2 separate regions of the Mus musculus genome follow, and region 2 is linked to region 1. The links are chromatin loops, found by intact Hi-C in ENCODE. Cell type or tissue: left cerebral cortex. All regions are shown on one strand. Each heading gives the region's core, and the rest is flanking DNA. Links, peaks and the distances in the headings are about the cores only.

The links. Hi-C counts contacts between places; a loop is a spot of excess contacts. Peaks named below come from ENCODE experiments on the same cell type or tissue, not always from the same donor. Only the 100,000 strongest peaks of a DNase experiment are listed, where the experiment ranks them.
Region 2: it touches region 1 in a loop (3-fold over the local background); 1 of 42 quality-filtered maps calls a loop at or near these places.

Annotation. Positions count from the first base shown.
Region 1 is chr8:121,906,787-121,912,156 of GRCm38, forward strand. Slc7a5 (solute carrier family 7 (cationic amino acid transporter, y+ system), member 5) reads right to left here and starts at 900. Exons shown (of 10, transcript NM_011404.3): 1 at 280-900. The coding sequence starts at 820. BC048644 (cDNA sequence BC048644) reads left to right here and starts at 1,047. Exons shown (of 2, transcript NR_167716.1): 1 at 1,047-1,227. In left cerebral cortex, for the core only: a CTCF peak has its summit at 3,156 (motif pointing left); DNase peaks (open chromatin) are centred at 478, 935 and 3,137; H3K4me3 peaks cover 1,262 bases; H3K27ac peaks cover 1,790 bases.
Region 2 is chr8:121,647,090-121,652,459 of GRCm38, forward strand. It overlaps Zcchc14 (zinc finger, CCHC domain containing 14), which reads right to left and starts at 4,844. Exons shown (of 13, transcript NM_080855.2): 1 at 4,636-4,844. The coding sequence starts at 4,812. In left cerebral cortex, for the core only: no CTCF peak of the experiment used is centred there; DNase peaks (open chromatin) are centred at 663, 1,557, 2,640, 3,258 and 3 more places; H3K4me3 peaks cover 3,963 bases; H3K27ac peaks cover 1,153 bases.

The DNA.
Region 1 (5,370 bases), core at 371-5,370:
AGGTCGGGAAGCGGGATGCCTGCCGCGGGGTCAGAGCCGCGACCCACTGAGGTCTCGCGAGGGCTGTCCCGAAAGCATAGACACTATGAATGGATTAAAGAAACGCACGTGGGTTCTGGGGCCTGTGACTTTAGCCTGGAACTGCCGAGATGGTTCAGGGATGGACAGATGGAGGGATACTGGGATGGGTGTTGCCGAGCTGTAAACGCAGGAACCTTGGCTCGCGCCCACCCGGCCCCGCCCCAGCCCGGCCCCACCCCAGCCCGGACCCCTACTTACGCACGCAGAGGCAGGCCACGAGCTTGGCAGCTTCCTCGGGCACCGGACAAGTGGGGAAGACCGGCTTGAGCAAGTAGGTGGCGAAGACCAGCGCCACGATGTACTGCGAGGAGGGCCGAATGATGAGCAGCTCGATCCAGAGCTTGAGGAAGGCGGGCAACGAGCCGTAGACCTCCAGCATGTAGGCGTAGTCGCCGCCTGACTTGGAGATGGTGGTGCCCAGCTCCGCGTAGCAGAGTGCGCCCACGATGGAGAAGACGCCGCACACAGCCCACACCACGAGCGACAGTCCGGGCGACCCCGCTTCCTTGAGCACGCCGGTGGGCGTCACGAAGATGCCAGAGCCGATGATGGTGCCCACGATGATGGCCACACCGTTGAGCAGCGTGATATTGCGCTGCAGGGTCACGCCTTCGCCCTCGGGGTCCGCGCCGTCCCCGCGCCGCGCCTCCAACATCTTCTCCCGCGCCTGCCGCTCCTCCTCCGCCGCCGCCGCCGCCGGGGTCGCAACCGCGCGCCTCTTGGCGCCCGCGACCGCCATGCTCTCGGCGTTCCCGGCTCGGCCTGGATACCCGGCGTGCGCGCGGCCGAGCCGCTCTCCGCGTACTGAGAAGTGCGTCTGCGTCCGCCCCGCCCGCGCGGCCTTTTATCTCTACCGTTACCCGCCCTCCAGGCTCCGCCCATCGCCGCTGCTGTTGGTTCAGCTCGCAAAGGCCCCCGCCCCCTCAGCCCGCGCGACCCCGCCTCCTTCGCGGGCCCCCGCCCCCAAGTCTGTTAGAGCACGTGGAGCGTTAAGATCCTGAAACTGAGGACTACTGATGTGTTTAACGCGGCGTGACTACTGATGGGTTTATCGCGGCGTGTTTCACAAGATCCGAATGTTGTACGCGGGTGGAGAGTCGACTCACACCTCCTCACAAGTCCTGTGCAGGATGTCAGGGCCGATTGGTAAGGGCGTGCTTCTTCTCCCGCCCCAGGCGGCGCAGAGGACTTGTCAAGGGAGAAAGCACCGGAAGGGGGGTGGCTCAGTGTATAGTCCCAACACCTGCCCGGAATCCTGGCCCTGCCTCGCGGGTGTTTATCTCCGCTTCCTCCAGTGTGCATATCCTGTGCGTCTGGGAGATGAAGGATAAATATCTTATCTAGGATAAGTGGGGGTGGGTTGTGGGGTGAGGCACCCCTATAGTCCAACTTGGTCCAGAGGAAACGAGTCTGAGGGCGAAATGATCCGTCAGCTCTGGAGGAAACGGAAGAATAGACCAGAATGGTAGCCAGCTTACTCCTGGACTTAGATATCCATCTGGTCCCAAGGAGGGTCTTGACAAAAGCTCGATTAGTGGTACACCCAATCTGGAGAAGCAAGTTTTAGAAGGGAACCAACCCAATCTACTGTAGGGTGAAAGGGCTTTAGGTTGTCATTCTTAGGAAATCTTAGGTAAGAGGGTTTTTGAGATAATGTGGTCACACATCTGGAAGGTTCAGCATCCCAGGCCTGGTGCCATCATCGTGGGCACCATTATCAGCTCTGGCATCTTCGTGACGCCCACCGGTGAGCTCAAGGAAGTGGGTTCAAGCCCTCGTGGTATGGGCTGTGTAATTTGAGCTGATGGTACGCTTGGAAAATTTCATTGGTCAAGATAAGTCCAGGAGCCCCAAGACCCCCTCCTTTTCACCAGCTGTTCCATTTTCTGTCCAAAGGAGTCCCCAGGAAAACTCACAGACAAGCAGAAGGGAAGGTGGGGGGGGGGGCTTAATTTAAGAACCTTCAGACTTGTAAGGATACAGAGCCCTGTATGCTCTGCTAAACTGTCCAGTCTGCCAAGCCTTCCCCACTGCTGAGGCATGACCAATGAAGAAATTCAAACTTCTCCCCATCTTTGGATCTACTGCTGCAGCCAAGAATGCCAGAGCTGCCCCTTGGAAGCCCATGTCGGGGAGGTGTTCAGCCAAAGACTCCAAGGGTCACTGGAGCTACCTCCCCCAACCCCCAGTATGTCAGCCATTCACAAGCAATGACAAGCTGGTATCTCTGTAGCCTGAGCAGTGGGAAGCCATGGAGCTAAAAGGTCACACCAACATTAACCATGCCACAGTACAGACTGCCTAAACTGATGGCTTTGGGAAGATTGAGAAACTTGCTTCTCATTCTTGACATAGTCCTTTCAGAGGGCTAAAAGCATACCACCAACCCACTGAGACATCGCTAAGATTCCAAGGTACATCGTCTAACTTAATAGGACACGTGGCAACTCTTAGAAACACTTCATAGTAAACGAGGAAGCCAGTTCTGCAGTTGTGTAACTTGCCTGCCCAGTATGCGCAGCCTCACGGCCTCCTACCTCCAGGCAAGCAGCCTGCTTACCTCTCACCTGTGGGTGGCTAACTAACCCTTGCTTCTTTTGGAATCTGTCCTTGTTCCCAGTGGAATCTGGGTTCTGCATCGCAGCCGTGGGAAAGCTTTGATTTGAACCAGAGATAGCAATAGTCCAAGGAGGTATAAAATCACAACCATAGTTAAGTCAAAGCCACTACCAGAGGCCAAGGACGGTGGTCGTGGAGGAACACAGCAGGTTCAAATGGCTCTTCTGGGTCTGGAGTTCAGAGAGAGAATGAACAAGAGATCAAGAGGGGGACCTGAGCCCTGGGCAGAAGCTGCTCTGGTGACAATACCCAGTGAATGTCCCCGAGACCCCTGGCTCGTGATTCTGCTGCTGCTTATCACAGCGTTAGATAAGACCTTAAACTTTTTCCTGCAAAGCAACCGTTGGTGTGTATTATCTCTGTTTGGTGCCCCCCCCCCCCCCAACACCTCTTCAAACAGCTAAGACTGAAATGTTTTCCAGGGGCGCCATCTACTGGTGGATGGAGGAGCAGTTTCATCTTAAATTTCCTGACTTGGGGCTCCCGGTGTGTGTTCCTAGTGGTTAGCTCTTCAACTGGTCAGTAATTTATTTAAAATGGTGTTGGACTGATTGGATGTTGGGGAGCCTGTCTTCCTATCTCCATCTTGAAACGAGAATGCGTACCTTGTACAGTCCTTCATAGAAGAAAGGGGCGGGGCGGGTCATCGGAGCCCCCCTTCGGCCCTCTGGCCGGTACTTCCCAGGTGTGCTCTCCCACCCTAGGTACATGTGTCTGGGTGTGGCAGAGCATTAGGGAGGTAGAAGGTTGACTGGGGAGGTAAGGGGACTTAGTATAGATACTGCTATGTTGACACTGCTATCTGGTCACCTATGCTGCTGTAAGTAGCTGGGTACAGTAAGCTCACTCACTGTATTAGTTAGGGTTTTACTGCTGTGAACAGACACCATGACCAAGGCAACTCTTATAAGGACAACATTTCATTGGGGCTGGCTTACAGGTTCAGAGATTCAGTTCATTATCATCAAGGCAGGAGCATGGCAGCATCCAGGCAGGCATGGCGCAGGAGCTGAGAGTTCTGTATCTTCATTCTAGGAGAATACTGATTTCCAGGCAGCTAGGATGAGGGTTTTAAAGCCCACACCCACAGTGACACACCTACTCCAACAAGGCTACGCCTTCTAATAGTCCCTCCCTGGGCTGAGCATATACAAACCACCACACTCACCAACTTGGACTTGCATGGAACCGGGCCTGTCAGTGCGCTATCTGGGGATGAGTAGAAGTCTGTTTGCATCTACCCATGAAAAGCCACACAACAGCGGCACAGTAACCGGAGCGTTTCTGCAGATGGAAGTGTGTGCAGTCGCGCCTCTCTCTCTATCACATCAGTACCAAGGGTTGAACTCGGGCCATTCGGATTGGCTACAAGCATCTTTAACCGCTGAGCCATTTTTTATGAACCCTGCCTCGGTTTGTTGTTGTTGTTGCTTAAAATACTTAATTTTTCAAAGATTTATTTTATGTAGATGGGTGTTTTGACTACATGTGTATCTGTGTACCCAGTGTGTGCCTGGTGCCCACAGAGGACAGAGGAGGGCATTGGGTTCCCCTGTAACTGGCGTTACAGAGGGTTGTGAGCCACCGTGAGTTTTGGGAACTTCCAAATTCAGGAGCATTTGAGTGCTACTGAGAAAGATCCCCAGACTGACAGGAAATTCTGACGAGATTAATCTCAGCCCTAGAAACACAGCTGGCCTCTCTCTCCTCCTGTGGACACAGACTCTGCCCCTGAACCCAAGAAGGCCATGATCGATCTGCCTGGTGGTCCACGCCTGCAAACCCAAGTCTCAGCAAGCTGAGGCAGGAGGATCACGTGTTCTAGGCTGGTGTGGGTGTGTGAGGCCCTGTCTCAAGCTTGAGTGAAACATGTAGGCCCTGTTCCTTTACAGGCTCCTCAGGCCATCAATGAGGGGCCTGAGGTGGAAGCAGACTGCTCCCCGCTGTCTCCCTGAACACAGAGATGGGTAGGGAGCATGGCAGAGGCAGAGGTTAAGGACAGGAAGGAGTGGCTCTTGCCAGCAGTCATGGTATCACACACCACACAGCTGGTCTGCAAGAGAGCGGAGGACCCGGCTCCCTCCGAGAGAAACAGGTGCTTAAGCCTCGGTACCACAAGAAGCTTCTGGAACAGAGGCTGAAGGACCATGTCTGTCTCACAACCACACACGCAGATACTTCCCCATTCAGAGAAGTAAATTTGGTGAGAACAGTGAGAGGAAGGGCAACAGCTAAGCCAAACAGCTTAGAGACCAGGCATCCCTCAGTGTCTGTGGCTCTGGGAAGAGAGATGTAGGAGCTTGAAGGGGCCTCTGAGTGTCAAGTTATGTGCTATGGTGGCAGGCACCACAGCCCACTGTCAACAGAGGGATAAAGTCTTGAGCTGTGCAGTAGCCATTGACCACAGAGCACAGCTGAAGACGGACACAGCCAGGCCGCGGGGACTTCCCCAAGGACACTACTCGAGGGGACTGAGTATCCAGAAAGGGGGAGGTTTCTCAGGTCTCAGAATGGCTGCCTGTGCTCTGGGGCTGATAGAGGCTGATAACACAGAATGGGCGAGGGTCAGGGGTTGGGGAGTAGGGTACAGAGACGGCCATCACTGCCGAGACTGTGGCTTTTGTCCCAACGAGGCAGTATTGGGAGATTGGCCAAACGTGGCCTCTTCAT
Region 2 (5,370 bases), core at 158-5,157, 260 kb before region 1:
GGTTGGAGAATTGGCTCAGCAGTTAAGAGCACTGGCTACTCTTCCAGAAGACCTGGGTTCAATTCCCAGCACCCACATGGCAGTAATTCCAGGCCCATGGACCTGATGCCTTTTTGGTCTTCCACTGGCACCAGGTATGTATGTGGTACAGACACATAGGCAAAAATATTCATACACATAACATGAAAATAAATCTTTTTTTAAAAAATGTATTGTGATCTACCATTAGCCTCCCAGAAGCCAACAGCTGTCCAGTCAACAGACACAGCACAACAGTGTGCCTGCCAATGTTCTAGAAACTACATATCCCAAGTGTGCTCTCAACCCCAAGGCTGAGTGAGTATGGCACACGGGACCAAGGCACAACACAGGATGGAACTTCAGCAAAAACGGCTTCAGAAAAGCAGCCAGACTTGCCACTGCTGGTTCCTGTGCACGCGACACACGGTGCTATGCATCCGACCCTGCTGTGACATGTGAAGCATGGCGGCTCCGATGGGGTTCAAGTGGCGAAGGAGCACATGGCCTTAGAGCTCCACGTGTGGGGAAAGACAGTCACTTGAGAGCTACACAGTCACCCCAGTGGCTCAAGGGGGCCTGCTACAACTCCAGACATGACTCAGCTGCTGCTTGCTGCTGGAGAGATGCCACTAAGAAGATAGGCCATTAAAACAGAGCTTGAGGGTGCTGTGTTGGAGCACACCCACCTAGACAGAAACACACCGAGGAATGAATACAAGGGATGAGAAGAACGCCCTAGAGAAAAAACAGCACCCTCAGGTCACTGATGCAGATGCGGATCTATTCTAGCTCTTCTGGAATGCTAGGGGCTCTTGACAACCATGTGTAGGGGTCAGGGTTAAAAGAGAAACCAAGCAAAGCCATCCACTCCTCACATGATACCCACAGGACAAAAATGCCTCAATTCCTGACCGACCTTTGAACTGTAATGACTTGCAAGAGCTTACCAGACACAAGCAGCCAAGTGGAACTGTAGCCCATCTCAGGCAAGAGCTTACTAGCAGCTTTATTCATAGTCTATGGAGATTGTTGAAAGTCTCCCCAAGGCTAACTCTAGGGCATACATGGCCAAACCATGGTGGGCAGCTCTGGAACTGTACAGCTATCCACCAAAAACAAAACCAGAATCTCAATATAGGCACACCATTTCAGAGCCCCTTAAAGGAAAAAAACCCAAAACAGCAAAACAAAAACAAAACAACAACAACAACCCCACATAGGGCCTCTGGACTGTGTTCTGCCACACAGAGCAGGACAGAACCACAGCTAGCTCCACCTGTCACTGTAACCACAGAACCCAGAGGGCCTGACGCCATGCAGCACGGTTAAGCAGCCCCCAGGCAGTGGCCCGAGGAGCATGCATTAGTGTCAGGCACTCAGGAGTTTACCATGAAGAATAATCTCACCTAAGCCTCAATCCCGACCTCCACCCGCTGGTGAGGAGATGAACAAACAGTACTCAGCCATGAAAGAGAGCAGCGTGCTGCGCTCTTACAAGAGAAGCCTTAAAAGCACGCACGTGAACGTGAACGCAGCCCAGCACACGGCCAAGCACTCACAGTTCCGTTCACACGACTGCCTCAGAGAGGACAAACTCACAGACAGACATTTGGCCGTGTCTCTTGGGGGCTGGGTGGGAGAATGCAGGGACGGCTCACAGGCTCGGGTATCTGAACAAGTTCAACGTTGCTGGCCACACAGCTCTGTACAGCACCCTGACCACAATTCAGAGGGAATGCTATGCTCTCTTGTACCAGCTACCGGACACCAACTTGAGGTGTCAGGGCAGCCTTGAAGTCAGAGCCTCCTTCTTCAGCCTCCTGAGTGCTGGGGTTGGTTACAAGTTGGTACCTCACACCCATTTAAAAGTCTTGATTTAACCTGCTTCCAAAACCAAGGTTTTCTACTAAAAAAAAAAAAAAAAAAAATGCAAGCACTGCTCTCAGCATCCTGAGACCACACCTAAGGGACAGGAAGCACCCAGCAGGGTAAGGCCTGCAGCCCCTCTGCAGCCCCTAATGCTCCCACACCACAGACAGCAAATGGTTTTCTAAAGTAAGCCATGCCTACGTAATGCATCCACAGCTAGGCTTGGTGTGTCCCTATCCTCTCAGCTCTGCAGAGGCTGAGGCAGGAGGATAGCAATTCCCAGGCCAGGGTGAGCAAGACAATGAAACCTTGGTCTTTATTTTATTTTATTTTATTTTATTTACATCCCAAACACTGCCCCCACTTCTAGAGTCCCTCCCCACATTCCCAAAACCTCGGTCTTTAAAATAAATAAACCACACTTTTAAACATCTAGGGCTGCTCTGAACGTTATACATTTAAAATAAAAAGGGAAAAGAAAGCGTAAAGAAGCTTACAATACCAAGCTTTCCAGAAAACTCAGGTAAGAGAAATAAACATTTAAATCAGACAACATCCAAAAACACTCCACACCTTCACTTCTGAGAGCAAAGTCTCAGTCCTAAGTTCAAAACCAAGTGACACAGCTCAGAAAGAAACACAAGAGCCACCTTCTGCTGAGGATGCAGAGGAGGCCGGAGTTCAGTGCTAAGTGGCTCTCGGCTGGACTTCTCCCTCCAAGGATCCCCCTCCAAGTACACACACAATCAGGCTTCAATCTCAGAGCTACAAATGAGCCCAAGTTCAGCTTTGGGGAACAGTCCCTTCGGGAGTGACTCAGAGCCAGGGAAAAGAAAGAGAAATGGACCTGTTTGGATCTGAGCAAGTGAGACCCAGCCTTCATTGCTAAGTCAAGAGCCCCTGTGCCAGGGCCAAACAATGTCCCCCAACTTTCTAAAGAAAACCCCAGCCCTATCAGCCACAGGATTCCTGAAAACTGCAACAGCTGCAAGCTCAGGACGAGAGCCGTTCGGGCAGACAACGCATGGCTCCACAGAACCACTGACAGCCAACATGGCCGGGAAAAACACGGGGAGCACAGCTGCCAGCTGCCCTGTCACCTCTGGAGGACTTCAGCCCAGCCTCCTACAGCACAGGAGACCAAGGCGGGCGACCAGTGCCCAGACCCTGGGGACTAGATTAACTCCATCTCGCCGTGGACTTTTGCCTGAGACAAAGGCCATCTTATACAGGCATTGTGAGGGCTGGCTGCAGTGGGGTGGGGCTCAGTGGCCAAGCACCTGCCTGGCATGCACAAGCTCCAGGCTCCATCCCTAGTACTGTGTGGGTGGGAGAGGACCCAAGACATTTGTTCTAGACACTTCTACTCTGAATTCACTGCCCTGTTAAAAACCAGTCCCCATCTCCTACAGAGCAACCCGGACCTGATGCGTCTGAGCTTCACTCACACAGGGGTCTGGCAGCCCAGGTTGGGAGACAGCAAGCTCCTGCTCGTGGATGAAACTAACCGCAGCTGAGGAGACCACAGAGAGGTGACAGCTGGCTGGCCTGAAGAACTTAACTTTCCTTGGGCCCTGCCTTTCTTGTTGACAGTTGCCTCGCATGCAAGAGGGAAGTGAGGTGGCAAAGTGTATGTATGTAAGAAAAAAGAAGAAGAAAAACCCAAAAAGCTAACCGAAGTCTCAGAGGCAAACGTCAGTGAAAAGATAAGACGCCACAGAAACCCATTCAGGAACCACAACCACTTCTTAGAGGAAGACATTAAAAAGAAGCCACAACTCAAGGTTCAAAGAGAGCTGAAAGAAAAACCGACGGAAGCCCCGACGACCTCACCTTGTTCACCTTGGACAGGGGAAGCTGAGTTAAGAGTTTAAACTTCAAAAGGCTCAGACTGTGGAGCAGCTGGGCAGGAGGCCCGGATGTGGCCTCTGACTACCAAGGACATGGTGTGGGACCTCAATGGCCCTTGGCACTGGTGAGCCTTTCTCTCACAAGAAACCTGGGTTCTTGGCTCCAGGGCTGCTGCCGGCCTCCAAAGGCCCAAATGCACACCGACTCCATCATCCACAACTCCGGGCTGCAGCTGAGAGGGATGGATACTAAAGAAATGAACTCCATCTGCTAGTCACCATGGCCCCCAACCACCCAGCCTTCAGCTTCCACGAGAACCACGTGCTTTACCAGTCCTCAAACATTCGGGCCACAGCTGGCATTTCTGAGTGGACAGTCAAGCTGCCCTTCCTGCCCAGCAAGCTGACATTATCATCCTAAGACCAGATCCCACCTCAGTGAGCTTGGGTTCTCCCCGATGGTGGATCACCACTGACAGCATACCCGCAGACCCGCTGAGGCTGCAAAGCCCCTGTCAAGAGCCAGGCTCTCCAGACAGACACGCTTAGCAGCGTGCACAACCCCCACGATCGCACACGCAGACACGGGTTCCTGTACATCGTACCCCTGCCATGCACGCCCGGGGACACCTGACCCAGACAGGCAGGTGGCAGGGCCCACCTGCGCCCAGGTTCCAGGTCGGTGCAAGTGGACATATCGTTGAGTGTTATGTCACCTAAGAACCGGGATTGACAGGACAAAGGCCTTCTCGTGTCCCCAGCCTGGGCCGTGACACCGAACACACAAAGGGGGCCGCGCGCTGACGCAGGCCTCCGGGTCCCTTAGTAGGTCATCTCCAGGCTGGCCGGTAAAGGACCCCAGCCGCGCTGCCCCACCGCGCGCGCTTGCGCTCACCTTGTGGCAAGCCGAGCAGGTGGGCAGCGCGCCGCTGGGCCCGGGCGCGCTCTTGCCACCGCCACCACCGCCGCCGCCGCCGCCACCGCCGCTGTTCAGGCTGCTCTGGATCTGTGTGAGCTCCTGGCGCAGCACCTGCTTCTGGTGGAAGCTGAAGGCCGGGTGGTTAGAGGCCATGGTGAAGAGCAGGAGGAACTCATCGCCCGTGCGACCCTCGTTGAGCTGCAGCCCGTAGTTGTGGATGATGGAGTCGGTGTGCGTGAGCGTGCGGTACAAGACGCCCGCCGCCTCGCGCTGCTCCGAGCCCAGCAGGGCCAGCGACACCAGCAGCTTGCTGCGCACCACCTCGTCCGTCAGGTTGGTGAGGCTGCCCAGGTCGGCCGGGTTGTTGGCCTTGATCTCCGAGTCGCGCAGCGAATGGTAGTCCTTGCGTGCCAAGTCCTCCAGGCACGAGCCGAGGAAGCGCAACTCGAGCGGGATGCACAGGTCCAGCAGGCCGCACAGGAACTCCACACGCTGCGGCGACGGCAGTTCAGAGAACCAGCGGTACACGCCGTCCCTCTGCAACGGGCAACGCTTCTCCACCATGCTGCCGCCCGCGCCGCGCCCGCCGCCGCCGCCGCCGCCGCCGCCGGGCCCGGGAGCAGCGCGCGGGCGGCCGGGGGGCGCGCAGGGCCGCGGCCGGGCGCCGGGCGAGGCCGCGCGCGCGCGAACGGGGCGCGGGCCGGGCGCGCG